2 separate regions of the Homo sapiens genome follow, and region 2 is linked to region 1. A link is a loop called in an ENCODE intact Hi-C map of the cell type or tissue named here. Cell type or tissue: heart left ventricle. All regions are shown on one strand. Each heading gives the region's core, and the rest is flanking DNA. Links, peaks and the distances in the headings are about the cores only.

What was found. Peaks named below come from ENCODE experiments on the same cell type or tissue, not always from the same donor. Only the 100,000 strongest peaks of a DNase experiment are listed, where the experiment ranks them.
Region 2: a loop joins it to region 1, with 5 times the contacts of the local background. A loop is called at or near these places in 4 of 110 quality-filtered maps.

Annotation. Positions count from the first base shown.
Region 1 is chr16:19,215,280-19,232,071 of GRCh38, forward strand. It overlaps SYT17 (synaptotagmin 17), which reads left to right. Exons shown (of 8, transcript NM_016524.4): 6 at 7,766-7,886; 7 at 9,404-9,559. Among named protein-coding and RNA genes, the nearest start is that of SYT17, 55 kb to the left of the region's middle. In heart left ventricle, for the core only: a CTCF peak has its summit at 8,142 (motif pointing right); no DNase peak of the experiment used is centred there.
Region 2 is chr16:19,277,063-19,293,854 of GRCh38, forward strand. CLEC19A (C-type lectin domain containing 19A) reads left to right here and starts at 8,669. Exons shown (of 5, transcript NM_001256720.2): 1 at 8,669-8,877. The coding sequence starts at 8,790. In heart left ventricle, for the core only: no CTCF peak of the experiment used is centred there; no DNase peak of the experiment used is centred there.

The sequences.
Region 1 (16,792 bases), core at 4,739-12,738:
CTGAGGGAGAAACCAGTATTGTCTTTAACACTTAACAACAACAACAAACCAGGAATGTAAATGGGTGAAGGTGATGTTGTTTCTAAGGAGAATCCTCACTAATTTATTTCAAACATCCAAATTATTAACCATCTTTGGCTGCTTTATTTTATTTACTTATTTTTAAGATAGGGTCTTTCTCAGTTGCCAAGGATCTATCATAGTTCACTGCAGCCTCAAACCTCTGGGCTCATGCAATCCTCCCACATTTGCCTCTTACATAGTTGGGACCACAGGTACTCACCACCACAGCTGGCTAATTTTTTAATTTTTTTGTAGCAAAGTGGGGCATCTCACCATGTTTACCAGGCTGGTCTTGAACTCCTGGCCTCAAGCAATCCTCCAGCCTTGGCCTCCCAAAGTACTGGGATTACAGACATGAGCTACTGCACCCAGCCAACTTTATTATTAATAATAAGTTACTTGGCCCTTGTATTAGTCTGTTCTCATGCTGCTGATAAAGACATACCTGAGACTAGGCAATTTACAAAAGAAGGAGTTTTAATTAGACTTACAATTCCACGTGGCTGGGGAAGCCTTGCAATCATGGCAGAAGGCAAGGAGAGCAAGTCACGTCTTACATGGATGGCAGCAGGCAAACAGAGAGAACTTGTGCAGGGAAACTCCTCTTTTTAAGACCATCAGATCTCGTGAGACTTATTCACTATCACGGGAACAACATGGGAAAGACTTGCCTCCATGATTCAATTACCTCCCACCAGGCCCCTCCCACTATATGTGGGAATTCAAGATGAGATTTGAGCGGGAACACATCCAAACCATATCAACTTTTATATAATAATATTGATAAATTCAGGATCAGAACACAACAAAGAGTATTGGGGCTTTAGTGAAGGCTTCCCTCATTCTGTTCCATCTGTATGGGGCACCCTTCCCTGCAATATTTGCTGGACTAAATCCTACTTATCAAGGCTTAACTCAAATGCCTCCTCCTCCATGAAGACTTCCTTGACCATGCCCCTCCCAAGAATAGATTGTGCTTCAGTCTGTCTTGGGTTTCATTTATATTGCTGATTAATACTTGAGCCCTACAATTATTTCTTTTTTTTTTTTTTTATTATACTTTAAGTTCTGGGGTACCTGTGCAGAACGTGCAGGTTTGTTACATAGGTATACACATGCCATGGTGGTTTGCTGCACCCATCAACCTGTCATCTACATGAGGTATTTCTCCTCATGCTATCCCTCCCTTAGCCCCCCAACCCCCAACAGATCCTGGTATGTGATATTCCCCTCCCTGTGTCCATGTGTTCTCATTGTTCAGCTCTCACTTATGAGTGAGAACATGCGGTGTTTGGTTTTCTGTTCCTGTGTTAGTTTGCTGAGGATGATGGTTTCCAGCTTCATCCATGTCCCTGCAAAGACATGAACTCATCCTTTTTTATGGCTGCATAGTATTCCATGGTGTATATATGCTACATTTTCTTTATCCTGTCTATCATTGTTGGACATTGGGGTTGGTTCCAAGTCCTTGCTATTGTGAATATTGCCACAATAAACATACATGTGCATGTGTCTTTATAGTAGAATGATTTATAATCCTTGGATATATACCCAGTAATGGGATTGCTGGGTCAAATGGTATTTCTGGCTCTAGATCCTTGATGGATCTCCACACAGTCTTCCACAATGGTTGAACTAATTTACACTCCTGCCAACAGTGTAAAAGCTTTCCTATTTCTTCACATCCTCTCCAGCATCTGCTGTTTCCTGACTTTTTAATGATCGCCATTTTAACTGGTGTAAGATGATATCTCATTGTGGTTTTGATTTGCATTTCTCTAATAACCAGTGATGATGAGCTTTTTTCCATATGTTTGCAATTATTTCTTAATTGAGGTGAAATTCACATAGTATAAATGTAATCATTTTAAATATACAATTCAGTGGCATTTAGTAAATTCTCAGTGGTGTGCAACCATCACCTCTATCTAATTCCAGTTCTGGAATTATGGAATTCCATAATTGGAATGTTCCATATGGAACATTCCCATCACCCAAAGGAGACCCTGTATCCATTAAACAGTCACTCCATATTTCCCCCACCTCCCAGATCCTAGCAATCACTCATCTACTTTCTATCTCTATGGATTTACCTATTCTGGATATTTTATCAATGGAACTGTACAATATGTGATTTTTTGTGTCTGGCTTCTTTCACTTTTTTGAGGTTTGTCTACATTGTATCAATGCTTCATTGTTTTTATGAATGAATAACCTACCATTGCATAGATAGGTGATGTTTTGTTTATCTATCTGTTGATGGACATTTAGGCTGCTTCCACTTTTGTCTATTGTGAATAGTGCTGCTATGAACATCTGCGTACAAGTTTTCATGTGGACATGTTTCCTATTCTCTTAGGTATACACCTAGGAATGGAACTGCTGGGTCATACACCAACCTGTTTACCAAAGCAGCTGCACCAGTTTTCATTACCACCAGCAGTATACAGCGTTCTTGTTTACCACATCCTGGCCAACACTGCTTATGATTTTGTGTGTGTGTGTTTATTATAGCCATCCTAGTGGGTGTGCAGCCCCTGGAATTTTGATTTGTTTTTATATCTTCCTTGCTCTCCACCAATAGATACTGAGTTGCTTGATGTCTGGGATTGCTGCTTAATCACCAGAAACCTTGTGTAAGGGTTAACCATGGGCTGAGTTTGAACCTTGTTCTTTTTGTTTATGATATATGATCTGGAGCAAGTCATGCAGCTCAAGCTCTCTAAGCTTGAATTCTTTCATCTGCAAGATGGAAGCCTCTGGAGTTGTTAAGGAAAAGAAATGCGATTCAGCTTTAGTGCCAGGACAGTGCCAGGACTATGGTGATTTCTCCATAAAGGTTTGCTGTAACAATCATAATCGTGACATCCCCAAGTGCTTGGACCTAGTACCTGTTACATGAGCGTTTATTAAATGAATCAATGAATCCTTTGCTATTGCACAATTAGCCCTCTTTTTTACTTTCTATCAACTGCTCCCCTGACTCCAGACAACAGTTTTACAAATTGATCACTCCCCAGATAAGGCAGACAGAAACAGTGGCCGGATCAATGGGAATGGTTCCCTGGAAAAGTACAACCTGAAATCCCTGTTGTGCATGCTGTGTATGGAGGATGGGATGGGTAGAGAGTACAGCAAGCTTGTATCTGCAAAGGGAAGAAGGAATAAAAGAGCTTTGCTTTCTTAAGATGAAAAACACTCAGTCTTCTTAGAAAAAGGATGACTTCAGGAAGTGCCTTGTTGAAGGTTCGATCAATGGCCCCAGGGGAGGGAAGGAACAATTCTATCCACACTTGAAGGCTGCAGAGGTGGCTTGAGGGGCTCTTAGGTATTGAGGGCCCAGAAGATGGCCTCACCACCTCCTTCCAGTTCTGTGAAGACTGCCAGGATTGGGCAGAGCCCCTGGGATCAACCACTGGGCAGCTTGCCTTGGTTCCTGTAGGCGTCTCTAGAATCCATTCATTCTGCCCACACTGGCCTTCTCTTTGTTCCTTTGAACACACTGACTGAGTGATGCCGGGTTTATTCCTCCCTCCCTCCATCCCAGACCTTGCACATGTTGTTCCCTCTGCCCCATGAGTCCCTATCCCTCTTTCCTCCCTCATTCCTCTTCAAACCTCGCCTCTCAGAGAAACCCTACCCCATCCACCGACTGAAAGGGCAGCTCCCACGCGAACCCCATCCATTCTCTTACACTGCCTAATTTGTCTTGTTTTCCTTTTTCATATTTATTTTATGTTTTTAATGGGAATATTTCCCACATAAAATAATAAAACAAGGCCGGGCGCGGTGGCTCACGCCTGTAATCCCAGCACTTTGGGAGGCCGAGGCGGGTGGATCATGAGGTCAGGAGATCGAGACCATCCTGGCTAACAAGGTGAAACCCCGTCTCTACTAAAAATACAAAAAATTAGCCGGGCGCGGTGGCGGGCGCCTGTAGTCCCAGCTACTGGGGAGGCTGAGGCAGGAGAATGGCGTGAACCCGGGAAGCGGAGCTTGCAGTGAGCCGAGATTGCGCCACTGCAGTCCGCAGTCCGGCCTGGGCGACAGAGCGAGACTCCGTCTCAAAAAAAAAAAAAAAAAAAAAAAAAAAAAAAAAAAAAATAATAATAATAATAATAATAAAACAAACACCCATGTGTCCATCTCCCAGATGTCGTAAGTCGCCAATATTTTGCCACATTTGCTTACTTCAAATCACTCCCTTTCAATCAACTGCATTGAGGCGGAACTTACTGTTTGTTGATTTTTGGCAAATGCACACGTAACTGCTACCACAATCAAGATATAGCATATTGCTATCACCCAAGAAATGTTCTTCCTTTCTCTCACTCTGCTATATTTTTCTTCCTAATACTTAGCATTACCTGAAATCATCTCATTTATGTATTTTTTAAAATCTGTGTGCTATCCATCCCCCCCACAGGAGTGTATGTTCCATAAAGTCAGGGACGGTTCTCACTGGTGTATCCTTAGTCCTGGTACATAGTAAACTGTTTTTTGTTCTGTTTTGTTTTTGTTTTGTTTTGTTTTGTTTTAAAATAAAAGGAAATATCACTGTGACTTATAAACCTGGGAGGAGCAAAGTCCAGGAGGACCTGGATGGCCTGGGCTCCTGAGAATTCTCCGCATTGCTCATACTAGAGTAGATGTGTCAGCAGGGTCATGCCCTAAAGACACCGCATCTTCCAAGCCCTTGAGAAGCAGCAGGAAACCCCTAGCAACAGTGCAAAAGGGGCTGAACTTCTTTTATTACTCAAGACACTCAGTTGACCATTCCTATTTTGAAAATCTCCATACTTGGATACCCAGGGCAGGGCAGCAGGAATGTAAAGGGGCAGAAATGGACAGATGAGGTATGATGTGAAGGGGGCAGGTCCCATCTAAAGGAGCACTGCACTGCTCTGTGGCTAGATGTTGGGTTAAAGAAAATTATTCAATGACATTTCTTTCTTTCTTTCTTTTTTTTTTTTTTTTTGAGATGAAGTCTCGCTCTGGTGCCTGGGCTGCAGTGCAGTGGTGTGATTTCGGCTCACTGCAACCTCCGCCTCCTGGATTCAAGTGATCTGCCTCAGCCTCCCAAGTAGCTGGGATCACAGGTGCACACCACCATGTCTGACTAATTTTTGTATTTTTACTAGAGATGGGGTTTCACCATGTTGGCCAGGTTGGTCTTGAACTCGTGACCTTAGATGATCCACCCACGTTGGCCTCCCAAAGTGCTGGGGTTACAGGCATGAGCCACTGCACCTGGTCCTCAATGACACTTCTTGAAGTATGGCAAGGCAGAATTTATTGAGGACCATCATGATATGTACAGGGACCACAGTAATGGGATTTTTCAGTCACAGAGAGAAACTAGGCTCAGCCTCAAATACAGCATAGACAAATGGGAATCTATAGCCATGGAGCAAAGTCGGGGGTCAGGGATTTTTTAAAAACATTACTAAGAGGAAGCATCAGAGGAGTAAGGGGGACTCTGGCTAAATCAACCTAGCAGGATTTTTGCTGGAGACAGGCCAGGGTGATCAGACATTACCTGAGGGATGACGAAGAATGAAGAACCTGTCTGGGCATGATGGCTCATGCCTGTTATCCCAACAGTTTGGGAGGCTAAGGCAGGAGGATCACTTGAGGCCAGGATTTCAAGACCAGCCTGGGTAACACAGGAAGACCTCAACTCTTAAAAAAAAAAAAATCATCCAGGCATAGTGGCACATGCCGTAATCCCAGCTATTCAGGATGTTAAGGTAGTAGGATCCCTTGAGCCCAGGAATTTGAGGTTGCAGGGAGCTATGATCATGCCATTGTTCCAGACTGAGTGATAGGGTGAGACCTTGTCTCAAAAAAAAAAAAAAAAAAAAAAGAGAGAGAGAGAATGAGGAATCTGACCAAACTGACTTAGCAGCGTTCTTTGCAGAAACTGGATTTTACAAGGTGGTGCACTGATGGGCCTAGGAGGTTTAGGAGCCTGACTAAAGTTTGGTCAAGTAAAGAATCTTTGTCACTTGCCTGGTGGGAATGCCAGCGTTACCAGATCTTCCTGTTTTTCAAGCAAGGCAAGAAACCCACATTTTTTAAAAATGTGGAATAGCCTGATTCTTGAATTGTATAATAATTAACAAGTAATTATAAGTTAAAATGTGATGTGGGGCAAACAAAATACACCTGCAGGCTGTTTGTTAGCAACTTCTGAGTTAACATGCGAGATTGTTTCTTGTTTGTTTGGGGACTAACTCACTCAGTACAGGAATCTTTTGGTTTGACTGTTCACCCTGTCAGTAGATGTTTATTGAGTATCTACTATGTGCTAGGCATTGTTCTAGAGCCGCTGGGTATTGTGCTAGGCATTTGGCATTAATTTGTTGAAATGACTGGCATCAAAAAAGATAGAGATGAAAGATAGATGATAAAGATAGATAATAGACATAGATAAATAGATGACTGACAGATAATAGATGGTTAGATTATAGATAGATGAGACAGTTAGATAGATAGATAGAGATGTTACCCTTTAAAGATACATATTGAAATATTACAAATAATATAATGACTGGGAGTTACTTCAGAGGAATATGGGGAGTTGAATGAAGGTGTAAGTGAGGGGAGATTCACCATGGGATGAGAATTTTTGAAGCTGAATGATGTTTGGGTACGAAGATGGTGGGGTATACTCTTCTGTCTGGTTTTGAATATGACTGGAAATTTCCCACACTAAAATGCTTGTTTTAATGTCCTCATCAGTTAAAGATGCATTCTGAAGGATATGCAGGTACAATGACACCATATCGAGGGCTTAGTTTAAAATATTCAGCTAAAACGTTTCACAAGTCAGAATATAGGTGAAATACCATTTGGCAAAATGTCGATAATTGTTACAATTTTGTGACGGATAGATGGAGATTTGTTATGCTAGTCTATTGTTTTGTATATGGCTGAAATTTTCTACAATACTTTTTTTTTTAAAAGGGGACAGAGAAGTGGGAGGCCTCCTGTTTTCTAGGTACCTTTGGCAGTATGGAGTCATGCACTTAGGTGTTCATGGGAATTTTCCACAGTGTGACAGAGCTGACATCAAGGGGATGGGTACTCTTCAACAAGGGATGTCACTGTGCCGAGTGTTGCTATCGTGAGGTTAGAAGCGTGGGATCTGCTGGGGACTCCAGGTTAAGAACAGATTTCTCACTCAGTTCCTCTGCAGGGCATTCTACCTCCCAGGTATCCTATTGGATGGCAGAATAACAGCAGTCAGAGTATCTGGAACCAAATCAGCCTCCCTGGGTTTAAGTACCAGCTCTACCACTTTCTTGCTGTGGCTTTGGACATGTTATTTAACCCTGTGAGCCTCGGTTTCCTCATCTGTTAAACAGAGTTAATACTAATACCTCACAGACTCATTAGTCATTACATGTAAAGCGCTTAGCGTAGTACATGGCAGTGAAGCATTTTTTAAAAAATTATTGCTGCTTTTGTTGTTATTGTTGTTGCTGTTGAGTGATCTAAGAGCGGAAAAAACTCAGAGATAGATGGACCACAATAATTAGAGGCAGAGATGAAAAGAAGTCACACACAGAGGCTCCCACTGTCAACTGATGCGCTCACAGCAACCTGTTTGTGAGCTGCTGCAATCAATTTCTTGTATGGTGGGTGCAAAAGGAATAAAAGGAGAAGGCAACTTCCTGATCATTTCCTTTCTCTACAGAATGAAGTGGAGCTGGGGGAGCTGCTTCTGTCACTGAATTATCTCCCAAGTGCTGGCAGACTGAATGTTGATGTCATTCGAGCCAAGCAACTTCTTCAGACAGATGTGAGCCAAGGTTCAGGTACCGTGTGATTCCCCTCTTCTCTCACTTTATTAATGGGGCATCTGTGTTTGTGTGGAGAACCCAGTTTTCTTTTTCCGTATCCTGGATGAGCATTACTCATCTCAGGATGAGGCAGGTAAATGATGCCATCTTAGTAACCCTATTGGAATTGGGGAGTTGACTGAGACTGGTTGTGATAACTACTGGAAACTTAAAACCTATTTGAACCCAAGGAAGTGACTTGGCCTTTCCAAATGCTATTCCTGCAATGTAGACGCCATCCTGCAGGTGGCGATAGTGTGCATTGACTATCCATTCTAATCAATGAGCGTGGAGGACACACCCTAAGGTTTTTCGCCAGCTCATTTCATGTGTGCCATAAATTTTTATGAATTCCAACTCTGAAAAGACTTGTATTTAAAGTGTGTATATTATAGCAAAAACCATTCAAACATGACTTTTAATGGAACGGAACAGATTCCATTCCATCTGCATGTTGCTTCTTCCATGACAGCAAAGGATATTACTGTGAAAGCAGCTGTAGTCAGGGATCTGTTCAGCTCAGTGGTGGAATTATTGTCTTCTCTAAGTGCGGTAGCTAAAATAAATTACTTTTGCAATAAGGTGACAGCTAGAAGACACCTTGCATTCTCAAAAGCCACATTATAAAAACAGAGGCTTAGAAAGGGCCAGTGGAGGCAATGGTATTAAGACTGAAGAGTTTCAGACTCACCACGATGGGAGAGTCAGTATGATAAAATCATTAAGGGTTTAGGAGTCAAATGATGTGGCTTACAAATGATGTGGCTTTAGGGAAGTTACTTAACCACTATGTGCCTCAATTTCTCAATCTCAAAAACTGACATAATAACAGTATTCATCTTGATAAGTTGTTTAAACAAATATTAAATTAGATAATGTACATGAATCCCTTTGTAAACTGTAAAATGATCTAAAAATGAATTATAATTCTGCCATCTCTATTCACCTGTATATGGGCTATGGGCTCACTGAAATGATAATGGGTTTCCACAGACAGAAATCCAGGGCAGGCTCTGAGTCTGGTTCTGTGTCCACCAGCAAGATCTTTAAAAACTGATTTCTCACCTTGAGTCCTCAGTTTTCTTATCTGTAAAATGAACACAATGCTGACATATGGGAGGAGCTCAACAAATATTAGATGGCTAAAGGAAGAAGGAAGGGGATAAGCAGATGAATGGGAAAATGGATGGATAATAGATGGATGGATGGTTGAACTGTCAAATAGATGAGAAATTGGATGGATAGAAAATGGATAGATAAAAGTATGGTGAGATGATGAATGGATCAGTGAACTGACGGATGGAAAGATGGATGGATGGATAAACAGGTGGATGAATGGACGGACTATGAGATGAATGAAAAGTTGAATGGGTGGATGGATAGAAGAATGGAGGAATAAAAAGACAGATGGATGGGAGGTTGAATGGCAGAATGACTGGACGGATTAGGTTTCATGATCTCCAACATTCTATGATGCTGTGTCTAATTTTCAGACCCCTTTGTGAAAATCCAGCTGGTGCATGGACTCAAACTTGTGAAAACCAAGAAGACGTCCTTCTTAAGGGGCACAATTGATCCTTTCTACAATGAATCCTTCAGCTTCAAAGTTCCCCAAGAAGAACTGGAAAATGCCAGCCTAGTGTTTACAGGTAGGTAGCATTCCAAAACCCGATGAACTCCAGGTGAGGCACGTCAAACTTACTGTCCTAGAGCCAGAAGGCATCTAGAGAGAGTTACATTTAAGAACGTAATGTCTGGCATTCAACTACCTGGGTTTGAACCCACTTAACATCTATGAACTGGGGCAGGACTCATAGAGCCCTATAATATAATTGTTAGAAATGTGGACTTGAGCCAAATTTCCTCAGACTGCCACATAATAACTGAGGTCTTTGGCAAGTTACTTAACTCCTCTGAGCTTCAGTTTCCTCATCTACAAAATGTGAACAATAATAGTACGTGTGGCATAGGTTTGTTGTGAACAGTAAATGACTTACGACTTTGCAATATACTTGGTACATAATAAGTACTCACTATGTGTTAGTTTTGATGATGATGGTGGTGATGATTCAAGTTCCCTGCAGTCAAATAGAGAGGCATATGAAAAAACAGTGTCACCTAACTCAGAAAAAGGGATTTTTAAAGTCTTCCCAGAGGATGTAGTATTTAAGTAGAGGCTTCATGTGACACTGTCTGGTAGAATTTAGTCCATTTTTCCAGGGTGTAATCTAATGTAGTATTTCCAGGGTATATTAGTTATTTATTGCAGCATAATAAATCACCCCAAAATTTAGTAGCTTGAAACAACAAACATTTATATCTCATAGTCCCTGTGGGTCAGAAATTCAGGTATACAAAGCTTTGCTGTATAGTTCTGTGTGAATACCTCTGACAAGGCTGCAATCAAGGTATTGGCTGAGGCTGCAGCCTCATCTGAAGGCTCAACTGGGGGAGGATCTCTTTTCAAGCTCACTCACAGTTTTCAGCATGATTTAGTTCCCTGCAGGCTGTTGAACTGGGGACCTCAGTTCCTTCCTGGTTGTTGGCCAGTGACCTTCCTCAATTCCTTGCCACATGGGCTTTACCATAGAACAACTCACAACATGACTTTCATCAGAGTGGTCAAGTGAGGGAGCAAGAATGGCAAGGAAGAGTCTTTTTGTAATCTAATACTGGAAATGACATCCTATTACTTTCATTATATTCTATTCACTAGAAGCAATTCACTAGGTCCAGCCCACACTCAAGAGGAAGGGATTACACAAGGGTAGGAAGAGTGGGAGGTGGGAACCACTGGGACTCATCTTAGAAGCTACTCACCACAACAGGGATAGAGTTAGTAGGAGTAATGGTTATTCTTTCTTGTGTTCTAATTACAGTATGTACTTCCCTATATCATTGCTAACATTCACCATAACCCACCCTGTCAAGTTGATATCTTCATCCTCAACTTACAGATCTAGGGACTGAGGCTTAAAACCTAAACAACCTACACAAAGTCTCAAGCTGATAGAATCAGGACTCAAGCTCTGGTCTTGCCAGCTCCACATATCAAGGGATCTATATTTCCTCAAACACCCAGGTAGGGCTAGAACTGGGGATCGACATCATCCTTTGAGACATCCTTCTCCAGGGTAACTGGAAACTCTCCTCTGGTTAGATCTTGTCTAGAACCCTGGGCTCCAGGTCTCCCAAGAAATCAATCCATGGCTGAAAAACCCTTGCATACAAGATTTCCCCTATATAAACTTATTGCTCCTTCTCACCAAGATTGCAAATGTCTATCCTCTGAGACCCCTTCGAAGCAGGTTGGTTCTGGGTTTTCTCAAGGCCTGTCACCCATAGAGTCTGCGTTGAATCAGGGGATGCCTGCCATATGCAGATATAATGATCCCTTCTAATGCAGTCTGTGATGGCTGCTGTCCGGATGGAGTTACAAATAGACAAGGGCCTCACTCTCTCCTAGGTTTCAGGCCAAGACAGAAGACCGTCACCCCTGACTCCTTAAATGGTGGACAGGCAGGTAGTGGGGCCTATTGTATATTAAACCAAGACACAGATAAAAAATGAAGTCTCTTTTCCCAAGTCCCTGCTGAGAATAAGGGACCTCCTATTGTAAGCTTAGATGAGGAGAGGACCCCAGGGGAAACTGAGAGCCCCCATGGAAAGCCCTGACACTTCATATTTTACTTAACATTTTATGATAAATGTAGCACACACGTGTTATAATGAGTGACACCATGAAAAGATGTGTAAGGACAGAGAATCAGAGGAGAACAGGGGTTATGTGCCTGTGCTGGGGAGCTGATGTCTGGGTCCTGGCTTTACCACTCACCTACTTTGGTGACCCTGGGCAAGATCTGCGTGCTTAGGTTTTCTCAGCTGTAAAATGGGGATAACAATACAGGACACTTCACAGGATTGTTATTTGCATTCAGTGAGATCAATAAACACACGGTGCTGAGCACTGTGCCACCCATAGTAAGCACTCTAGAACTGTTAACTGTTATTAAAGGGAAAGTTTAGTGTTTTCCTTTTTTCTCCCACACACATGGGGCAGCCACCACCTTCTCACTCCCTCATGCAGTTTTGTTTATTTCAGAGTGTTTTCTTGCTGTGTAATCCTTCTCCCCGCTTTTTTTTTTTTGAGACAATCTCATTCTGATGCCCAGCTGGAGTGCCATGGCATGATCTCGGCTCACTGCAAGCTCTACCTCCCAGGCTCAAGCAATTCTCGTGCCTCAGCCTCCTCAGTACTTGGGATTATAGGTGCACGCCACCATGCCTGGATAATTTTTTGTATTTTTTGTAGAGACGGGGTTTTACCATGTTGGCCAGGCCAGTCTCAAACTCCTGACCTCAAGCAATCTGCCCACCTCGGCCTCCCAAAGTGCTGGGATTACAGGCATGAGCCACCACGCCTGGCCTAATGTCTTCCTTTAATGCCTTCCCCTTTCCAGTTCCTTCTCCCTGAAGTCATGCCTTTAATGTTCTGCTGTGTAGCATTCCACACTTTTTTCCTTGTTCACACAAACAATATCCACATACAGAGGGTTCTGTTCCTTTAAAACATTATTCATGAATTCAGCAAGTGTGTATTAAACACCTTCTGTGCCAGGCAGTGCTTCCAAGTTCTGGGAATAGAGCAGTGAACAAAACAGACCTAATCCCTGCCCTGGCGGAGCTTACCAGGACATTCCATGGATACCACACTGACACTTGCTTTGGTTTAATTAACAATGAATGTGTTCGTTGCCTTCAGATCAATATGAATACAAATGGATTTAACTTTTCATTTTTAATAACTGCATTAGATACTGTTGCATGATGTAGTATGATAAAAGCTGAGGTTATTTATTCTGGGGGTGGGGGGGTATGACAGAACTTCAGGGATTGTGATTAGAACTCCAGAAAAATACATGGAAGTATGGAAAATTTTGCATATAGTTGCAGAGGTTTTTTCGAATTCCTTGAATTCCATATGGTTACCTCATAAGGCTCAAACTACAAGGGTAGCCACACCACACCCCCTCTCCATACATCTTTTATTCAACCCACGGCACTTCAGGTGGCAACTGTCAGCTGGGGCAGTGGTCAGCTGATGCTGTCAGGGAAGTCCTGTACTCTCCATTCACAGAAGACCCGCTTCTCTCCTGTAAGTTTTGGGGCCCTGACTTGGAAGTTCAGGCTCCTCTGGTTAAAAGCTCGTTGAAAATATTCTTTCTGGAGAAGGAAGCATTGCCTGCCTGCCCCCTTAAATCAGGGATTCTCAACCCTGGCTGTACCTTAGAATTACCTGAGAGCTTTAAAATGCTACCAATGGCTGCACTGCATTCCGCAGAGACTCTAAAGCAACTGGACTAGGCTGAGGCACTGAGCATCTATAAGTAGCTATTTTTTAAAAACACCCCAGATATTTCTATTGCTCATTCATTGTTCCGAACCACAGCTGTGAGTGGAAATCCCAGCTAGGGTGGCAATTTACATAAAGGGTACTGGCTGGAATAATATGAGAAAGGTGTCTTAAGCCAGTATGTATCTCAGCAAAGCTACAGTTCTCCTGAACTCAGATTCATAAGGTTCTAACCTGCTTTATTTGTCCACTGAGAGAAAGAGCTGTCACCTCTAGGCCGAGGAACCAAAGCCCAGCCTATTAGCATGTTTCCAAACACTTCATAACAAAAGTAAGGTTGGTCTGCAATTTAGCATTTGCCGTGAATCCCTGGTAAAAGCCTGTAATTAGCTGGTAAGCTGGACTTTCTGAACACTTGTTTTCCTGTGTGGGAGGAGGATTTGTCTGCAATTTTCTATCAGGTGGTTTCTGCAGCTGAAGTTTAAAAATAAAAAATGAAAAGAGGGGTAAAATTGCTTTTCACCGCCCAAGATAGCAACACACAGCCCAGAGGGCTTCCAGGAAATTCAGGAAGGTTTACTGAACCAAAGTAAAGTGGAGCTGGCCACTGAGGTGATTGGGCTTTTACTGGATGTTGGGAAAAAGAAGGAAAGAAAGCGTATTAGTCCGTTCTCGCATTGTTACAATGAAATACCGAAGACTGGGTAATTTATAAAGAAAAGAGTTTAATTGGCTCATGGGTCCTCAGGCTGTACAGGAAGCATGAGGCTGGCATCTGCTTGGCTTCCCAGGAGGCCTCAGGAAACGTACAATCATGGAGGAAGGGAAAGAGGGATCGTGCACCTGACATGGCCAGAGCAGGAGGAAGAGAGTGAAGGGGGAGGTGCCACACACTTTTAAACAAGCAGATCTCAGGAGAACTCACTCACTATATAGTACCAAGGGAGATGATGCTAAACCATTCATGAGAAATCCACTCTTATGATCCATCACCTCCCACCAGGCCCCACCTCCAACATTAGTGTTTACAATTTCACATGAGATTTGGGTGGGGACACAGAGGCAAACCATATCAGAAAGGCAGAAAAAAGAAATGCAGCTTGATGGCAAATCTTCAAAAAGTTAAAAATAGAATTAGCATGTGATCTAGCAATTGCACTTGTAGGTATATACCCAAAAGAATTGAAAGCAGGGACTCAAACTCTTATTTGTACACCTACGTTCATAGCAGCTTTCCTTACAACCACCAACAGGTGGAAGCAACCTGAACATGCATCGACAGATAAATGGGTAAACAAAGTGGTGCATACATACAATGGAATATTACTCAGTCTTGAGTAGGAAGGAAATTCTGACCCATGCTACAACATGGATGAAGCTGGAAGACATTATGCTAAGTGAAACAAGCCAGATATGAGAGGACAAATGCCGTATCATTTCATTTATGTGAAATACCTAGAGTAGTCAAACTCATAGACAGAAAATAGAATAGAGATTATCAGGGGCTGGGGGAAGGACAGGATGGGGAGTTATTATTTAATGGGTGCAGACTTTCATTTGGGGAAGATAAGAAAAGTTCTGGAGGCCAGGCATGGTGGCCTGTTCCTGTAATCCCAGCACTTTGGGAGGCCGAAGTGGGTGGATCACCTGAGGTGAGGAGTTTGAGACCAGCCTGGCCAATATGGTGAAACCCCATCTCTATAAAAATACAAAAATTAGCCAGGCGTGGTAGTGAGCACCTGTAATTCCAGCTACTCGGGAGGCTGAGGTAGGAGAATCACTTGAACCTGGGAGGCAGAGGTTGCAATGAGCCGAGATCACGCCATTGCACTCCAGCCTGGGCAACAAGAGTGAAACTCTTTAAAAAAAAAAAAAAATTCTGGAGATGGATGGTTGTGATGGTTACACAACACTGTGAATATACTTAATGCCACTGAACTGTATACCTAAAAATGGTTACTTTTATGTTACACGTATTTTGCTATAATTAGAAGGAAAGAAAAAATAAGTAAATGAAGCTTCAGCCCGGCAGATCCTGAGCAATTCAGAGAAGTACCTGGATGCTGATGCTGGAACCTGGAATACTGTTCTTTTCCCTGAGAAAAGAATGTTCTTTCATTGCCACTTTGAGGGAATAGTTAGGCGTAATAGTTAGGAACCAGACCTTTAGCTTGGGTTCATATTTGTGACTTACTTGCTGTGTAATCTTGGCACTTTGCTTGGCCTCTCTTTGCCTCAGCTTCCTCACCTGTAAAATGGGGATAATGGTACTTACTTCGGTGAATTGTTGCAAAGTCCAAATGGGTAAATAGACATAAAGGCTTAGAGCAATGCTTGGCTCAGAGAAAGTCCTCTTTAAATATGAGACGTTATTATTATTACTTGAAAGACATCCAATTTATGCAGCTAGATGCTACCTTGAGCTTATCTGAAGAAAGGCTACATATATATACATAAATAAATAATATAGTTTATCTACGTTGTCTACATAGAGTCTGAGATTCTGTGGAAAACCCAAAGAGGGAAGGAAAAAATTATTTTGCAGAATTACCTGGGTAGGGTATTGTCTTCCCTCTCGATGTTAGAGAAAGGCCATCTGTCTTCTTGGAGGTAAAGTTTTGGAGAAATCCCTAAATTTGAAAGAACCAAATGTCATGTGTTGAGCCTCTAGCCTTCTCCCTCCCTCAGTTTCCCCTAAGTGGCCAGGGTTTCCTGTCCTTCTGAAAGGCACTCAAAACCCTCTGTATGCTGGGCACAGTGGCTCATGCCTGTAATTCCAACACTGTGGGAGGCCAAGGCGGGTGGATCACCTGAGGTCAGGAGTTCGGGACTAGCCTGGCCAACATGGTGTAACCCCATTTCTACTAAAAATACAAAAATTAGCTGGGCATGGTGGCGGGTGCCTGTTATCCCAGCTACTCGGGAGGCTAAGATCATGCCATAGCACTCCAGCCTGGGCAACAAGAGTGAAACTCCATCACAAAAAAAAAAAAAAAAAAAAAAAAAAAGAAAAGAAAAAAGTCTTATTCCCTTGGCAAACTTGATCAAGAGGCGGCCCTTGGCTAAGGAAGCGTTTCCAAAGCCTGGGGGAAGGCAGGTGGAGGAACTGCTGCTTGCTGGCCGCCTGTTATGGCTGAGGTGGGAGGGGGTGGGACCAGCTCCCTGGGGCTGGAGCTGACCATGTGTCTGTCCTTACTGATTAAATTTTTGGAGCACCTACTATGTACCTGGCACCGTGCTAGACGTTATGTATTCGACAGAGAACCAGACATTCACGGCCTGTGTTCTCATGGAGCTTAATTCTAGTAGAGGCAGACGGACATTAATTAAATGCCACACCAATAATGATTGAATTGTAAATTGGTCTAAGGGCTCTGAAGGAGAGATGCAGGGCACATTTCAGAGTGTCTGACCCAGTCTGTGGAGTGAGAGGAGCTGACACGTGAGCTGGGAGCTGAAGGACAAGGAGGTATTAATCAGCAGAGAGGATTGCAGGGGATGCAGAGAGGTCGGCCGGGCTCCCGCCCCG
Region 2 (16,792 bases), core at 3,235-11,234, 60 kb after region 1:
TGGCCTTTCCATAATAGTCCTCTCTCCACAAGTTAGGGGGTCCATGTGGGGATTCTGCCAGCTGCTAAGTATGTCTATTTCAATTAAGCATTCTGGAACTAGGGAATGTTTAATAACCATGGGATGGGTTCCAGGACCCACTGGACCCACTGTCAGTTGGACCTGAGCTAAAGCTCCACTAATCACCTGACCTCTGTAAACCAAAAAGTGTGTGAGACAGGTCTCAATCAATTTAGAGGTTTATTTTGCTAAGGTTGAGGATGAGTCTGGAAAAAAGAGACACAAGTTAGAGTGGAATCTAAAGCCTGTGCTTTTTCCCAAGACAATTTTGAGGACTTCAATATTTAAAGGGAAAAGAGGGGGCAGGAGGGGAAGGAGGAAAGAAACAAGGAGGGGGAAGATACACAGTGAAGGGAGTGGTCACATTCTTGTGAGGCTCTGACCAGTGCTCAGTGAATCCACATTTTACATGTGAAAAGGAATGAGTGAGGGGAAAAGTCAATTATGTATTCATTTCACACTCAGTAGATCTACATTTTACATAAGATAAAATAAGCATGTGAAGTTATAGCTATCTGGTTAGGAACAAAAGAAAGGCAGTTTTTGCATTACTCAATTCCCAAGCTTAACTTTTCTCTTTGGCATAGTGAGTTTGGGGTCCTTAGATTTTATTTTTCTTTGACACCTCCAAAAGCCCTTACTTTGACTGGAGGGCCACAGTGCCCTTTTTGGGTCTCCTGGAATCAATGTCAGTTAGAGCCAGTATTGTAGTCCCCAAAGGTCTGATTATTTCCCTTTCCCCAGTGCACAGTTACCTATGGTAAAAGGCCATAGGTCCCTTTGGGGAAGGATGGGGAAAAGATTAACAGCATAAATCTTCAGTAGTGTACCAGGGTCCTTCCTCAGGGAGACTCAGCCTCTGCTTCTTTCAAGGGGTTCTGGGGTCTGTAGGCTAACTCAAGTCTGGAAAATGATTGAGGGACCATGATTCTCTGTTTTTATGATTTAAATTACTTTTGTTCACTTGACCTGAAAGTTTTCTGCTTACACAGATCAAGTAAGAATGTAGTAGACTTCCAGGGCCAGACAAGGTGACACACATCTGTAGTACTAGCTACTTGGGAGGCTGAGGAGGGAGGCTCACTTGAGCCCAGGAGATCAAGGCTGCAGTGAACTGTGATTGTACCACTGCACCCCAGCGTGGATGATAAAACAAGAGCCTGTCTCTTAAAAAAATTTTTTTAATAGCTAAAAAAATTAAAATTTTAAAAATAAAAAGAATTAAACAAATAAAAGAATGTGGTAGGCTTCCCATCTATTTCACTTCTAGGATCACCATGATTAATTAACCAATGCCAACAGGAACACCATGATTAATTAGCCAGTGCCACAGGTCAACAGGAGGCCAACTATTCTGGTTGTTGCTTTGCCTTTGTGATCCATTATGGTAAACACGCCCATCTTGCCTTTGATGGTTAGTGCTGCCACTTGGCTGCTGCCACCCCGGAATCAATTATTCCCATTGCATTTAAGTTTTCCAGTTGAGTGACTGCAGTTCCCACTGTAAGGTCTGGCCTACAGAGAAGAACAATTACAGAGCTCTTCAAGGATGCTAGTGTTCCCCTCACAAATCTATTTCTCAAGCATTAGTCAAAGGCATATTTTCTGGTCCCTCCCAGTGTGAGTGTGTGACAAATCTACTCTATCATCCCAATCTCCCTAAACCTTTAAATCTCTTCTTGCATTAAACCAGGGGAGATCAGGCATCTCCAGCTCCATCATGGTGGGCCATCTTTTGACCCATGTTTCAGCCAACCAGTCAAGGAATCAAACTATTCACATCTTTTCTAACTCCCCAAGCTGCAACAATAATGCAGACTCTCTGCTTAGTGAGCCTATGTTAGTAAATTTGGCCTGATCTAACTTTCTGTTCCTTCCACCATTATCCCACATCCTGAATATCCTTTCCCACACATGTTCTCCAGATTTCTGTGTGTATAAATTAGAAAACTCATGTAGTTCTTTTGGTGTGTAGCGTACCTTCTCATGGGTCACACTTTGTGCCTCACCTTTATGGGCCTGCTGGGATTAGAGACAGGTTATAGGTCTAGAAGTAAAAAGGGGTGGTGGAGCTAGGTCCAGAGGAGAATCAGCATTGTCTTGCCTGGCAACTGCCTTGGAGGAGGCCACTTCTGTTTCCTCAAGCAATGCAGGGCTTAATCCCCCTAGACAAGGGGGATTAACTTATAAAACCTGTAAGTGGTGTAAGACCTATACCACTGCAGACAGGGAGGTCACTTCACTTGGGAAATAAGACTCATCAGAATCTAAGAGCTCAGAGCAGTAAGCTATGATTGTGCCATGGCATTCCAGCCTGAGCAACAGAGCAAGACCCTGTCTCTCTTTTTGAGACGGAGTCTTGCTGGGCCATCCAGGCTGGAGTGCAGTGGTGCCATCTCAGCTTTCTGCAACCTCCGCCTCCCAGGCTCAAGCAATTCTCCTGCCTCAGCCTCCCGAGTTGCTGAGATTACAGGCGCCGGCCACCATGCCTGGCTAATTTTGGTGTTTTTTTTTTTTTTTTTTTTTTTTTTTTTTTTTTGAGACGGAGTCTGGCTCTGTCACCCAGCCTGGAGTGCAGTGGTGCGATCTCGGCTCACTGCAAGCTCCGCCTTTCAGGTTCATGCCATTCTCCTGACTCAGCCTCCCGAGTAGCTGGGATTACAGGCGCTAGCCACCACACACGGCTAATTTCTTGTGTTTTCAGTAGAGATGGGGTTTCACTGTGTTAGCCAGGATGGTCTCCATCTCCTGACCTTGTGATCCACCCACCTTGGCCTTGCAAAGTGCTGGGATTACAGGTGTGAGCCACCTTGCCAGGCCAATTTTTGTATTTTTTAGTAGAGATGGGGTTTCACCATGTTGGCCACGCTGGTCTCAAACTCCTGACCTTCAGTGATCCACCCCGCTCAGCCTCCCAAAGTGCTGGGATTACAGGCGTGAACCACCATGCCCGTCCAAGACCCTGTCTCTTAAAAAAAAAAAAATAGAAGTTCAGTGTCCCAGCCTCCTCAGAATCCTCCCACACATCCCTCCCAACTTACAGGGCCCATTCTTTCCCAATCAATACCCTCACCTTAACGGTAGACACCCTGAGGGGCTGAGTTTACCTTTCATTGTAAGTCAGCCAATTGGAGGATGAGGGCTTGTGTTTGATTTTCAGCACTTTCAACCCTATGACCATACAGGAGAGAAGATTCTGCTTCAGGGCACACTTAGAAGCTTCCAGGCTAATTGTGTGCATCTAGAGCTGAGAAATTGAGTCCCTGTCCTCATTCTTTTCTTTCATCACTTTGTCTACCGATGTTAGGAGCAACTAACCCACATCATTCTATGCCTTGGCTTTCTACAGATGCTCAAAAGTATCATGCACAGGGTCACTAAGTTCCTTGCTTCTTCTTAGCAGTGTACTAGGAGTATCAAGTGCATTTATTTTGTGTATCTCTATTAACAGTTCATGCCATGGACTATCAATGCTCTCCGTACTATGAGAAGTAGAATCTTTAGCATTTTGGGGTTTAATCAGATTACAGAGCCAATTCCAGAAACCCCAAAACCAAGTAAGGAACTTCATTCTTAAAATTGTTTCTCTAAATGGTTGGGCGCAGTGGCATAGGCCTGTAATCCCAGCACTTTGGGAGGCCGAGGCGGGCAGATCATGAGATCGGGAGTTTGAGACCAGCCTGCCCAGCATGGTGAGACCCCCATCTCTACTAAAAATACAAAAAAAAAATCAGCCGGGCATGGTGGCGGGCGCCTGTAGTCCCAGCTACTCGGGAGGCTGCGGCAGGAGAATCGCTTGAACCTGGGAGGCAGAGGTTGCAGTGAGCCGAGATTGCGCCATTGCACTCCAGCCTGGGCAACAGAACAAGACTCCATCTAAAAAAAAAAAAATTGTTTCTCTAGAACTACCTCCTGGTACCAAAATCTGTATTAGGATTCTCCAGAGAGACAGCCAGTAGGATAGATGGAAGGGGATTTATTGAGGAGGAGTTGGCAAACACAGTCACAGAGGTGAAGTCTCAGGATAGGCCAACTACAAGCTAGAAAACCAGAGAAGCTGGAGTGTGGCTCAAAGCTGGGAGTGTGGCTCAGTCCAAGTCCAAAGCCTCATAACCAGGGAAGCCAGCAGAGCAGCCTCCAGTCAGACTCAAGAGACCCCAAAGGCCACTGGTGCAATCCCTAGAATCCTAAAGCTGAACCTGGAATCCAATGTCCAAAGGCAAAAAGAGAAAAAGTGTCCTACTCTGGAAGGAAGAGGGAGAGCAGAGAGATGACCAGTCCCCCTCCTTCTGACCATTTTTTCCAGTTGGCTCCCTGCCAGTTGTTTGGTGTCCTCCCACACTGAGAGCAAGTCTCCCTCTCTCAGTCCACAAACTCCCATGTCAATCTCCTCTGGCAATGCCCTCCCAGACACATTCAGAAACAACGCTACCTCCGGGATTGAGGCATCCCTCAATCCAGTCAAGTTGACACCTAAAATCAACCATCACATCAACTTGATACTTTCCTATACAGTATTTTTGAAGGTTCTAAAGTGATTGAAAGGTAGCTAACATATATGGAATGCTTATCATGCGACAAACATTTTTCTAACCACTTGTATGAGGGAAGTATTGATTTCTTCCCATTTTGCAGTTGAGAAAACTGAGGATTAGAGGGGTTAAGTAATCAGCATATAATCACACAGCAACAGGTCTGGAGTCTGAACAACAATGCATCTGAATTGAAAGCCATGAAATGAACTGGCATCTATTGCCTCTTTTATAATTGTGGTGAAGGGGTAAGGGACTTTGTTTAATTGATAAACAACATTTTTTAAAAGCTAATAAATTAAGGGAGATAGATGATTGACAGATAAATAGATGATAGAGATTAGATAGACAGACAGACAGAGGGAGAGAGATAAAAGAGAGAGAGAGGGAGAATCTTAATGGAACTTCAAGATGCCATGAACACAGTGTATGTATTGGGAGAGAGAAAAGATAGGCCACCACTCAATAAATACAACTTTAAGAAGCCAGAAAATACATACGGTGTAACAAAGAGACGCCTACAACCTCCAAATGACAGCAAAGATCATATTTGTTAAGTGAAGAAATTGTTTACTTTCTGGCCAGAAAGCTTGAGGTCTAGAACAGGGATTGGCAGGTGACAGCCCGTGGGCCAAATCTGGCCCCTTGCCTATTTTTGTAAATAAAGTTTTATTGGCACACTGCCTGGTCCAGTCCTGTATTTCTGGCAGAGTTGAGTAGTTGTGACAGAGGCTGTGTAGCCCACAAGTCCTAAAATATTTACTGTCTACCTCTTTTTTTTTTTTTTTGACAGAGTCTCACTCTGTCACCCAGACTAAAGTGCAGACACCATCTTGGCTCACTGCAGCCTCAAGCTCCTGGGCCCAAGCGAACCCCCTGCCTCAGCCTCCCAAGTAGCTGGGACTACAGGTGTGCACCACCACACCTGGCTAAGACTTTATTTTTTAAGTAGAGATGGGGTCTCACCATGTTGCCCAGGATGGCCTCAAACTCCTGGCCTCAAGCAATCCTCCCACCTCAGCATCCCAAAGTGCTAGAATATAAGCATAAGCCACTGTGCCTGGCCTGTCTGGTTCTTTATAGAAAAAGTTCCCTACCCTGTCCAGAGCAGGGTTTCATAAACTTTAATATACACACAACCCACCTGGGACGCAGAATTGATTCAGCAGGTCTTGGGGGGCCTGAGATTCTGCATTTCTAATGTGCTACCAGGAGATCCCCGTGCTGCTGGCCCATTGACCATACTTGTGTTTGAGCAAGTAACAAATATCTTGTGTGTCTCCATTCAGAGAGGGTACATGAACTGATTTATAAAAACCTTCAGGCATCAAAATACAACACAGATAATTTAGGAGGTTTATTTGCCAAATCAAAGGATTCTCCACTTTTTAGAAGGATTTCTAGTGGCCTGCTTTGGACCACTCTTCTCCTTCCCACTTAATGTGTCCACACCCAGAGAGACATTGCTATGGTTTGAATGTCTGTCCCCTCCAAAACTCAAGTTGAAATTTAATTGTCATTGTGATGATATTGGGAGGCGGGACTGGTACTGAGTAATCAATGGGCTTGCTACCCAATGTGCCCAGAGGCCAATATCATGGCACTGGCTTTTAAGAAGAGAAAAGCTTTATTGCTAGTCAGCTGGCAAGGAGACAGGAGGAAAGGCTCAAATCTGTCTCCCCACGCTAGGGTTTGGGTCAGGTTTTATAAGCATAGGGTAATGAGGCATGATCTGATTGGATCTTGCAATGAGATGATGTGGGGAGGCATGACCTGATTGGATCCTGCCATGGGGTAACGTCAGAGCTCAATCCGATTGGATTCTGGATCCTGCCATGTAGTGTCTGCTTCTGAATTCAGTCCCTGCTCCTCAGTCTGAGCACTTAGGTTCCCCCTGTGGTTGCACACTTGGTTCATCTGGGCATGCTCAGGTTACATGACCTTCAATCTGAGGGTCCATGGCAAATGAAAAACAACTCACAACTTTGTTACGTAAAAGTTGAACTAGACTGGTCCGATGAGGTTACAGGACTTTTAAGAGGTGTCTGGGTTATAAGAGCTCTTCCCTCATACATGGATCAAAGATGTTATCACAAGAGTAGCTCAGGTATGGCAGGAGTGGGTTCATCCCCTCTTTAAAAAGCTCTGTCTCTCTCTCTCTGTGACTCATCTCTCTTTTACCCTCTCACTATCCACCATATGATGACTCAGCAAGAAAGCCCTCACCAGATGCCAACACCTTGATCTTGGCCTTCCCTGTCTCTAGAACTGTGAACCAATAAATTCTGTTCATTATAAATTACCAGTCTCAGGTGTTCTAGTATAGCAGCACAAAACAGACTAAGATAGACACTTTTAAATTCCAAGCAGCACCCAGGAACATGACAGCAGGAGCCCCCAAATTTCAGCTTGCAAGATGATAGGGAGTAGGGAGAAAATATCCAAACTTTCTTCCACATTTATATCTTTTATCAACCTTTAATAATGTCCAATGTGGGTGTGTGTGTTTTATAACAGAAATAATATATTAGTACAGTGAGTCGTACCTGCACATCACTTATAAACATGTAATAAATATATCCCATTTATAAATAAGTAAGTGTGCATGCTCTGGGATATGCACCAGTACACTAGTTTTGAGGCAACAGATCTACCCGAGGAGGCATCCTGTAGGTTGAAGCTGAGCCTGAGCTGTGCTCATATTCTGAGTCAGACCTTGGCAGACTTTCAGCTCCAGTGCCAGCAGGCAAGGCAAGCTGTGTGGGCACAAGTTAAGTTATTTCTCACAAGCACAGCAGCAGGTGTTCCAGAAAGACTTGGAAGCCAAACAGACACATTCCAGTCCCTGTGAGTGCCAGCCACATGAGGTGTCAGGGCACCTGGCAGAGCATTTCTGGAGAGGAATAAGGGAGTGCAGGGGCAGGGGATGTGGGTGATGCCAAGGAAAGCCTTGCACTAGATCAATGACAACAATAGCAAATGTTGCTGTCATTTATTGAGCACCTACTACTTGCCAGCATCTATGCCAAGTTTTAGAAACAAATTACTTCATTTAATCCTTGTGAGGTAGGTACTCTACTTATCCCCCATTTTACAGAGGAGGCAACTGAGGTTCAGAGAGGCAAAGTGACTTGTCTAAGGACACAGAAAGTGGGGGAGAAAGACTGTGGTTTTTAGAAATATTGATTCTCCAAAAGAGCGATGAGATCCCAATGAAAACACTAGGGGTTTTTAAACATTGAATTCTGAGCAAGCCACACAGTAGAGCTATGCACTAGTGATGACACTTGCACCTCTTTGTGGAGCACTTATTCTGTGCAACACTCTGTTGAATCTTCTACAGATGCCTCCTTTAACCCCCGGAGGAACCCTGAGAGACCCTGAGAGGTGAAGGGAGAGGAAAGGAGGCTGACTCACACAGGCTTCCTGGTGCTTCCTCAGCGGTGGATGCTGTCAGGATCAGACCCATGGGGTGGAGACCTTGGTGAACCGAAGCTCAAAGAGCCTGGCTGAAAGAGATGCTCTTTCTCAGCTCCATGCAATTGTTGCCCTGTAGAAATGAGGGCTATGTTTCGTTAGGTCTTCCGATTTTCCAATAGAAGGCAGAAATCCGGACTTATACCTAGCATCTCTTGGTTTTATACCTTAACAAATTTTTTAGAATTTAAAACTCTGCAGACCAAACAAATGACATCCATGGCCCAGGAGACCTCTGCGCTCAATGCTTACTTGCAGTAATTTTACCTTCCAGTACATATCTACTCTGAGGGAGGTGAGATGCTTTGTCTCCTGTGACAGGCTGGAATGTGAGTTTCGTTACCATCCCATTTTACAGAGGGGGAAACTGAGTCTCAGAGAAGTGCACACCCAAGGCCACAGCGTGACTCAGAGACAAGACTGAGAGCTAAATTTTGTCTTGGTTCAGAGGCAAGCTTGGGAGCTAAAATGTCTCTTGGTTCTTTGAGGGGGGCTGGCCTAGGCTGCTTTGCTTTCAGCTGTCATTCTGAGCTGTCTCCAACAGTGTGAAGAGGAGGGAGGAGAAAAGGAAGAAAAGAGGAGGGGACTGGAGTCCATCCAGTCTGTCCCAGCTCCTGCCAGGCTCCATCTGACCCTAGGAGAGCAATCCTGGACCCAAGCTCCAGCCAAAAAGCCTCTCTCCTCCACTCAGGCTGGGAGGTTGCTTTCTAGGAGCTCAGGATGCAAAGGTGGACACTGTGGGCTGCAGCCTTCCTGACCCTCCACTCTGCACAGGCCTTTCCACAAACAGACATCAGTATCAGTCCAGGTAAGTGCAGGGACCAGGGCTGGGAGCAGGTGGAGAGGAGTACACTCTCAGGAACTTATTCTATCGGTGAGGCCTGGCAGCTTCTGTTGGGGGGTTGGGGTGGCCTGACCCGAGTCTCCTGACAGCTTTCCCCCTACCAGCTTTGTCATGGGCACTCTTCTAGGCCCAGACACAAAAAGTCCTGGGTTTGAATCCCAGTTTTGCAGTTTACAAGCTGTGTGACATAGAGGAAGTTTCTTGATCTCTCTGAGCCTCAGCTTCTTCTAGAAAGTTGGGTCGCAATGGCATTCTCTTTGGGCTACTGTGCAAGGCAGATAAGATAACATGAGGAAAGTGCTTTGCACAGTGTCTGGCACTACAGGAAGATCTGAACATGGTAGTTTTGTGAGGGATTTGGCATCTGGGCCCCAACCCCACCTTGGCTGTGACAGCCTTCCCAGGGAGCTTTCAGAGCTGCTGCAGTGCCACCAGAGGTTAGGTGCGCAGGGAGGGAGACTTGTCCCTCTAATGGCCTCCCTGGAGGCCTGGCCCAGCAACCCCCAGCCTTGTGGGGCATCCCCAGGGATGAGAACCTGTCAGCCTTGGGCATGTGGCCTCCCAGTGTCCCATATGGAGGGTGAGGGTCTTCAAATGAGCTCAACTTCTTCCACTTTGCAATAGGAAGGCTGGGTTACTGATTCTGGGGGACCCTCATCTGGATGAGAAGAGTTCTGAATCCTATAATTTGGTGGCCAAGAGTCTTGACTGTCACCTCTACCAGGTTCTTTCCAGGCTTGTTTATGTTCATATATGGATTTATTTATCATAGCAGTGGCAGAGATATCATTTTTAAATCCCCGTTCAAGTAAAACTAATAATGAAATACCTAGATGGAGATTCTCATAAGGCCAAATTATTGGGTTGTGATAGTGTTAGAGTGACTTTAAACAGAGGGTTGATAGGGTTGTCAGATAAAATACCAATAAATAAATATTAATAAATTATTTCTTAGTGTAAGCATGCCCCAAATATTACATGGGACGTATTTATACTAAAAATTATCTGTTTGTTTACCTGAAATCAAATTTAACTAGGTATCCTTCTTTTTTTTTTTTTTTTTTGTTAATCTAGCATCCCTAGTGGTAACAATAAGGGATAGTCTTAGCTCATTTGGGCAAGGGGTTTCAGTTCTGTCCTAAACTCTCTGAGTGTATTCATCAGCTCAGGCTGCGAATATCACAGACTGGGGAGCTTAAGCAACAAACATTTATTTCTCACAGTTCTGGAGGCTGGGAAGTTCAAGATCAGGATGCCAGCAGATTTTATTCCTGGTGAGGACTCTCTTCCTGGCTTGCAGATGGCCGCCTTCTCACTGTACCCTCACATGGCAGAGTAAGAGAAAGCTCTGGTCTCTTCCTCTTATAAGCACACTAATCCCATCATAAGGATGGGATCCCATCTAAATCTAATCACTTCCCAAAGGTCCCCCCTCCCAATACCATCACATTGGGAGTCAGAGCTTTAACATATGAATTGGGGGCAGGGAAGAGGAGAGACACAGACATTCCATTCATAGCAGTGACTTGCCTCCTTACTCTCGGACCTCAGTTTCCTCACCAATACAATAAGCAAGTAGGAAAGAAGTTGAACAAAATATCCTTGCAGACTGCGCCTCGTATATCCCAAGATCTTGCCTTTCTGCCCAGCAAAAGTGGGAAGGGGCCAAGACTGAGTTTGAAAGCGGGAGTAACTAGGGGTATTTTCTGTCCTTCACTAGCTTGTGCCCATGGGACCTCTCTGAGACTCAAGTTTCCTCACCTCTCTGAGCCCCAAGTGGGGATAACAAGGGTCCTTATCAAGGGTTTTGGAGATCTTCAATGAGCTCGTGCAGGTGAAGTGCTTAGCACATAGGAAGCATTTAAAAAATGAGTTATTGCCATTACTATGTTTGCCACTGTGGTTGTTGATGTTATACTAGAATTGGCCAGGAGACAGTTTTCTATTCTGACAAAAGTCTTCAACATTGAAAGGAACTTCTGAACATCAGTCCCCAAGCCTCATCCCTACTCTATAGATAAGGGGACTGAGATTGTGTCAATCTCAGCTACCTGGGAGAGCTCGCAGTTTGGAAATGGAAGGATGGGTCTTAAAGATCCACTCAGCCCAACCTTTCCATATTAAGGCTATGGAAACTGAGGCTACAGAGGCCAATTGAGCCAACCATGGTCATCACTGTCCAAGTGGCAGTTCAACTGCTTCCCAGGCTCCCAGCCCTACAGGAAGCCCAGTTTCAGCCTATGCAGATAGATTCTCTAGAGGAAAGTGATTTCAACACAGAGGGAATGTGTGTGAGTTTATGGGTGCATATGGGCAGGAGCGTGTGTGTTGGTATGTTGTAGGGAGGATTTAGGGGTCTCTGTGGGCCCCGGCCGACCATGAGAATACATGTACCTCCAAGGTCCTCCTTATTGAGAATAGGCTTGGTTTTTCATCTTCTTCTGTGGACCCCCAGCCTTTAGGTACAATGCATAACAGGGCACAGGTCATGGGTCATTCATCCCACTACTCCAGACCTTTCATCACCCACCCCTTGCATATGCAAATATACGCAAATAGCACAACTCAGCCACCCCCTATGTTTTGGAGGAAAAAAAACTTTTTAGACATCTCTTAGAGACTTGGGAGGATTTAGACAGACTAAATCCTTTTCCCAAAACCTTTTCTCTGAATCTGCCTTTGATCTCATTGTTTAAGTGGATTAATGAATGTAAAGTCCTCAGAACAGTGTCTGGCACCCAGTAAGAGCTACGTAAACATTTATTATTCTTCTTCGACCATCAAAAAGTTTCCTTTCCCTGACTCCTGAGCCCAAGAACTCTCTATAGCAAAGGAAATTTATAGCAAAGTGTTTTGAAGCTCAGGATCTGCTTCTGCAGGGCTTCAGAAGCGTAGAAGGGGAATAAGTCAGGTTATGTAGCCTCTTCCTCACCCATCCAAGAGCCTGGCATTGCACTCTCAGCTCTGGGAAGGTTCTGTGACCCAGACTGTTTCTACTGTAATAATATCTAATACTTACTAGAGTCTCTACCTCTGAGCTGGAACTGGCTTTTCTGTGAAGTAGGCACTATGATCATGCCCATTGTACAGATTAGAAAACTGAGGCACAAAGAGCTGAGTTTCCCACTAGGACCATCTGACTCCAGAGTCCAAGCTCTGAAGTTGGAGCATAGAGACATAGGCAACGGTGTTCCTACCTCCTAGAGCAGCCCGGATCCTAAAGTGTCCCTTGGACATTCTATCCAGTTCCCCCTCCTCCTCTATGGTCACAGAGCAAGCACTTTGTACATACTTCTAGAATACTTAGTATGCGATGACTCTGCCATGTGCATGTTCCTCCTTCCAGACTGAGAGCAACCTAAGGACACAGACCTCAAGCCAAATAGGCACCCAGGAAACATCGACTTATTTGCTTAATTGTTACATTTGGTGTTTAATAGATTTATTTCACAAATGAGAAAACTAAGACCAGAAAGAAGATATCTTTTAGAGGCGCTAGTCTGTTCAGGAGTTTCTGAATCTGTCAGACTCAAGTCTCAATAGAGTCTCAATCATTGCTCTGCCACTTTTGAGCCAAGACAGTAAGTGACTTACCCTCTCTGAGCCTTAGTCTCCTCATCTGTAAAATGGGGATGATACGGATACTCCCTCCTAGGCTGATCTCAAGGAGTCACATACTAAACACCCAATGAATGGCTGCTATTATTAGCAATATAAGAAATTGTCTAATGCTTTTTTCTGTGTTTCATGTGGCCTCAGGAGTGGCTCACAGAAGGGGCAGCAAAGCTTAGATAGGAGAGACCTGGTGCCACCAGTTCCGCTTCCCAGAGCCAGGGCTCACTGTGAAGGAGGTGGTAGAACCCGTAGGACAGCAGGAGGGCACTGAGGGTGACTGAGTCCTCAGAACGCAGCAGCCACCTTCCTGGAGTCTGTGAGACACTTTCTTCCAGCCCGCTGGGAGTGTCTGGGGCCTAGTATGGGGACTGGGTGGACAAATGTGGCCCCTGAGCCTCTCCGCCTCCCCTCCTGGCTGGGTCCCAAGACTGATCTGGGCAGGAGGCAGCAGGGTAGTGCATTTGTGGGCGGCTGGATTGGGGCCAGGGGAGCCAGCAGCCAGATTCAGTAGGAAGGTGACAATTTATTCCTTTAAAAAGAGTGGGGGTGGGGGGGAGCCCTGAGTTCCACTGATGTGTTTTCTTTTCCTAACAAGCTCAGAACTCCCAAAGGCTTTGACCCCCCACCCCAGCTGGGAGACCTTGGGGGCCTCTGATGTTGCTAATTGAAGGAAAAGACCATGTGGTTTGGCCTCCTGGTTTCCAGAGCAACAGCCCCTTTGTGCATCCCCTCCCCTCTGCCTCTCTCCCTCCACTTCCCCTCCCCCACCACCAGTCTCATCTCTTCCCTCTTCTCCTTCTCAAGTTCCCGGCCATGCTAAACCATTTCTAATTCTCCAAAGCTCCATTCTCTCTCACACCTCCAGACCTCTGCACACACTGTGTCCTCCCCCCGGAACACTCTTTCTCTAACTCTTGTTCATCCTCCGGGTCTCAGTTGAGACAGCACCTCCTCTAAGAAGCCTCCCAGATCTCCAGGTCTGGGTTATGTTCCACTTTTAGGTGTTCCTGTGGCAACACCCTCTTTTCCCCCATCCAGGAAGGGAACTCATGACGCCGTGTCATAATCACCTATGGGATCCTTGAAGATGGGGACAGGGCAGCCACCAATTCAACTAGGGAGAGAAAGGGGCAAACAGCCAGTTTCTAAAATAATCGAGGGGGCTGCTCCCTGAAGTTTTTGCTGGCATGATACACATCCACAAATTACATGCTAATGACATCTTTATTTTTGCTCCTTTTTCTTTTTCTTTCTTTCTTTTTTTTAGAGACAAGGTCTTGCTCTGTTGCCCAGGCTGGAGTACAGTGGTATGGTCATAGCTTGCTGCAGCCTGGAACTTCTGGGCTCAAGTGATGCTCCCTCTTCAGTCTCTTGAGTAGCTGGGACTACAGGCATGTGCCACCACATATGGCTGATTTACAAAAAGTGTTTTTGTAAAGGTGGAATCTTGCTATACTGCCCAGGCTGGTCTCAAACTCCTGGCCTCAAACGATCCTCCTGCCTTTGCCTCCCAAAGTCTGGGATTACAGGCATGAGCCACTGCACCTGGCCTGTGCTTATTTTTCTTAGGTTTGGTCTTCATAGACCATAAGGCTCATGAGGTCAGAAGGCGCATCTGTGTAGTATACCACACAGTATCTTCAGCTTGTAACCTACTGCCTGAGACCAAGTAGGTGCTCAAATAGTACTTGTTGAATGGATAAAGGAATTAATGAAGGACCAGACCATCAAGATTGGAGCAAAAGGAAATGGGCTTAAATGCAGTAGGACTCTCTAGGTTTGGAGCTAGACAGGCTGGCTTCAAATCCCAGCTGGGAGCTGTGCGATCTTGGGCAAGTTGGCCAACCTTTCTGTGCTCTGGTTTCTTCATCTGTGAAGTGGGGGTGATAGTGGCACCTACCTGGTAGGATGTGTGAAGATTGAGTGTATTTTTCTGTATCAAGCATTTAACACAATGCCTGGCACACAGTGAATGCTGAGTCAGAGTTGGCGCTGATTGTTGTGTTGCCATGGTTACCTGACTGTCAAGCTATAAAGCTAAAGAAATCCCTTCACAAGAGACAGATTAGCAGAGGCTGGCTTGGGGTCAGGCTGATGAAAGGCCTACTATTCCCAATTCCTTAAACCCAAGAGGTAAAGGAGGAGGGGGAAATGCCGTGCAGGCTGGAGTTAATGATCGTTTTGGTGCAAGCCAGCGCTCTTTTCCACCTCCCAGGTCCTCACAATTAAAGGCCTTTGCCTGCCCTGTTGGAAAGGGGAGTAATTGAGCAGTGACCTGTCACAGCCCCATTTTCTGGTGTGTTTCACCCCTGGCATCCATAACCACCAAATTACTCAGTGGAGAAAACCTAAAGGACCAGAATGGGGAGGTGGGGTGTAAATGGCTCAAGGAACTTGTTTTCCACTCTGGGAGGAGCAGACAGGGTTGGAGGCAGGGGTTCTTTTTGAAATATCCACAGTCTTTAAGACCAAGGACCCTTTTCCCCTTCTCACTCCACTCAGCCCCTTTCATTTAATTAATTATTAATTCCTCTTTGCCAGGCTCTGTTCAGTGAGAAAATGAATGAATGAATGAATCAGTAATTCTACAGGCTCCATCTTTCAGTCTGGCACACTGTAGACCAGGGCTTCCCAGATTTTCACATTCACAAGAATCACCTGGGGCTCTTATGAAAATGCAGACTCCGATTTGGAAGGCCTGGGGTGGGGCCTGGGAGTCTGAAGGTCCCAGGGGATGCTGAGGTTGGCCTTCGTAGCAATCGTTGTCCTAAACAATATGCAAAACCAGGATCTGGCAACCTCTGCTTTCAGGACTTGGTTAAAAAAACTCCAGGAATGCCATCGCAGTGTCAGGACTCCTGGTTTCAAAGGCATGAGTTATGCACACAGCCTTCTCACCATTTTCCCAAGAGGCTGCCCTCAAGAAGTGGTGTTTGATTCCCTACATGTATTTATGCATTCAAGCCCAGTCATTGTGCACCTACTACGTGCCAAGGCACCAGAGGAAGAGGAATGATCACAACAGATGCTGATGGGGATAGAGGAGGAATGTGTGAATGTTGAGGTGCAAGGGGCTCTAAAAGCATTTATCAGAGGCTCCTACCTCATCTTCCCTGAATAAGTCACTGCAGCAGAGACTCAAAGGAGAAACAGAATTGGCTGAAGTCAGGTCAAGGGAATTATCTGCAAAGGTCAGAACATGTCTTTGAGAAATGGCAAAAGTGTGGGCAAACCTGGAGCACAGAGTAAGGAGGGGGTGAATGACAGAGAATAAGCTAGGGGCAAGCAGTTCCCAAAGGCAAAGGGAACACCTGTGAGGTTTCAGGGAAATGAGGTCAGGCTGTTCCAAGGAGGAAGAATGCCTCTGGACCTGGGAGGTGAGACAAAGCAGGAAGAACAGCTAAAAGGTGTTGAGAAGGTCTTCATGGGAGAAGGTCAAAAAGAATGCAGAAGGGGAAGAAAGAACAGACTGAATTAGAGACGTGTTTAGGAGATGGAATAGACATGACTTGAAAATTGATTGGTTGTAAAGAGGGGAAAAAAGAGATTATTTTTGGCAAATTATCCAACAATGCTAAGAAATTCTGAGCAGTTCCAGCCAATTCTTGTCAATTTTATCTGATCCCAGCCAATACTAGAGAGAGTAGTTTATGTCAAATAAAACATGCAGGTAGAGTCAATGTAACAGACATCCTAAGTTGGATCTGAGCACAAAAAAGGAAAACACTGAGTAACGTCTGGAGTTTAGGTAATCATGTTGTAGCCATGTTCATTTCTTAGCTTTTTAATATGTTAACATCAGGGGAAACTGGGTGAACGGTATACAGGAACTCTCTCCACACACTATCTTTGGTACTTTTTAATTTTTTTAATTTTTTTTTTTTGTTTTTGAGACAGGGTCTTGCTCTGTCACCCAGGCTGGAGTGCAGTGCTGCAATCCCAGCTCACTGAAGTCTTGACCTCTTGGTTTCAAGAGATCCTCCCACCTCAGCCTCCCAAGTAGCTGGGACTACAAGCACATGCCACCACTCCTGGCTAATTTTTGGTAAGAGACAGGGTCTCACTATGTTGCCCAGGCTGATCTCAAACTCCTGGGCTCAAGCGATTTTCCCACCTTGGCCTCCCAAAGTGTTGAGATTACAGGTGTGAGCCGCTGCGACCAGCCTAATTTTTAATTTTTATGGGCTATAGTAGGTGTATATATTTATGGGGTACATGAGATATTTTGATACAGGCATACAGTGTGTAATAATCACATCAAGGT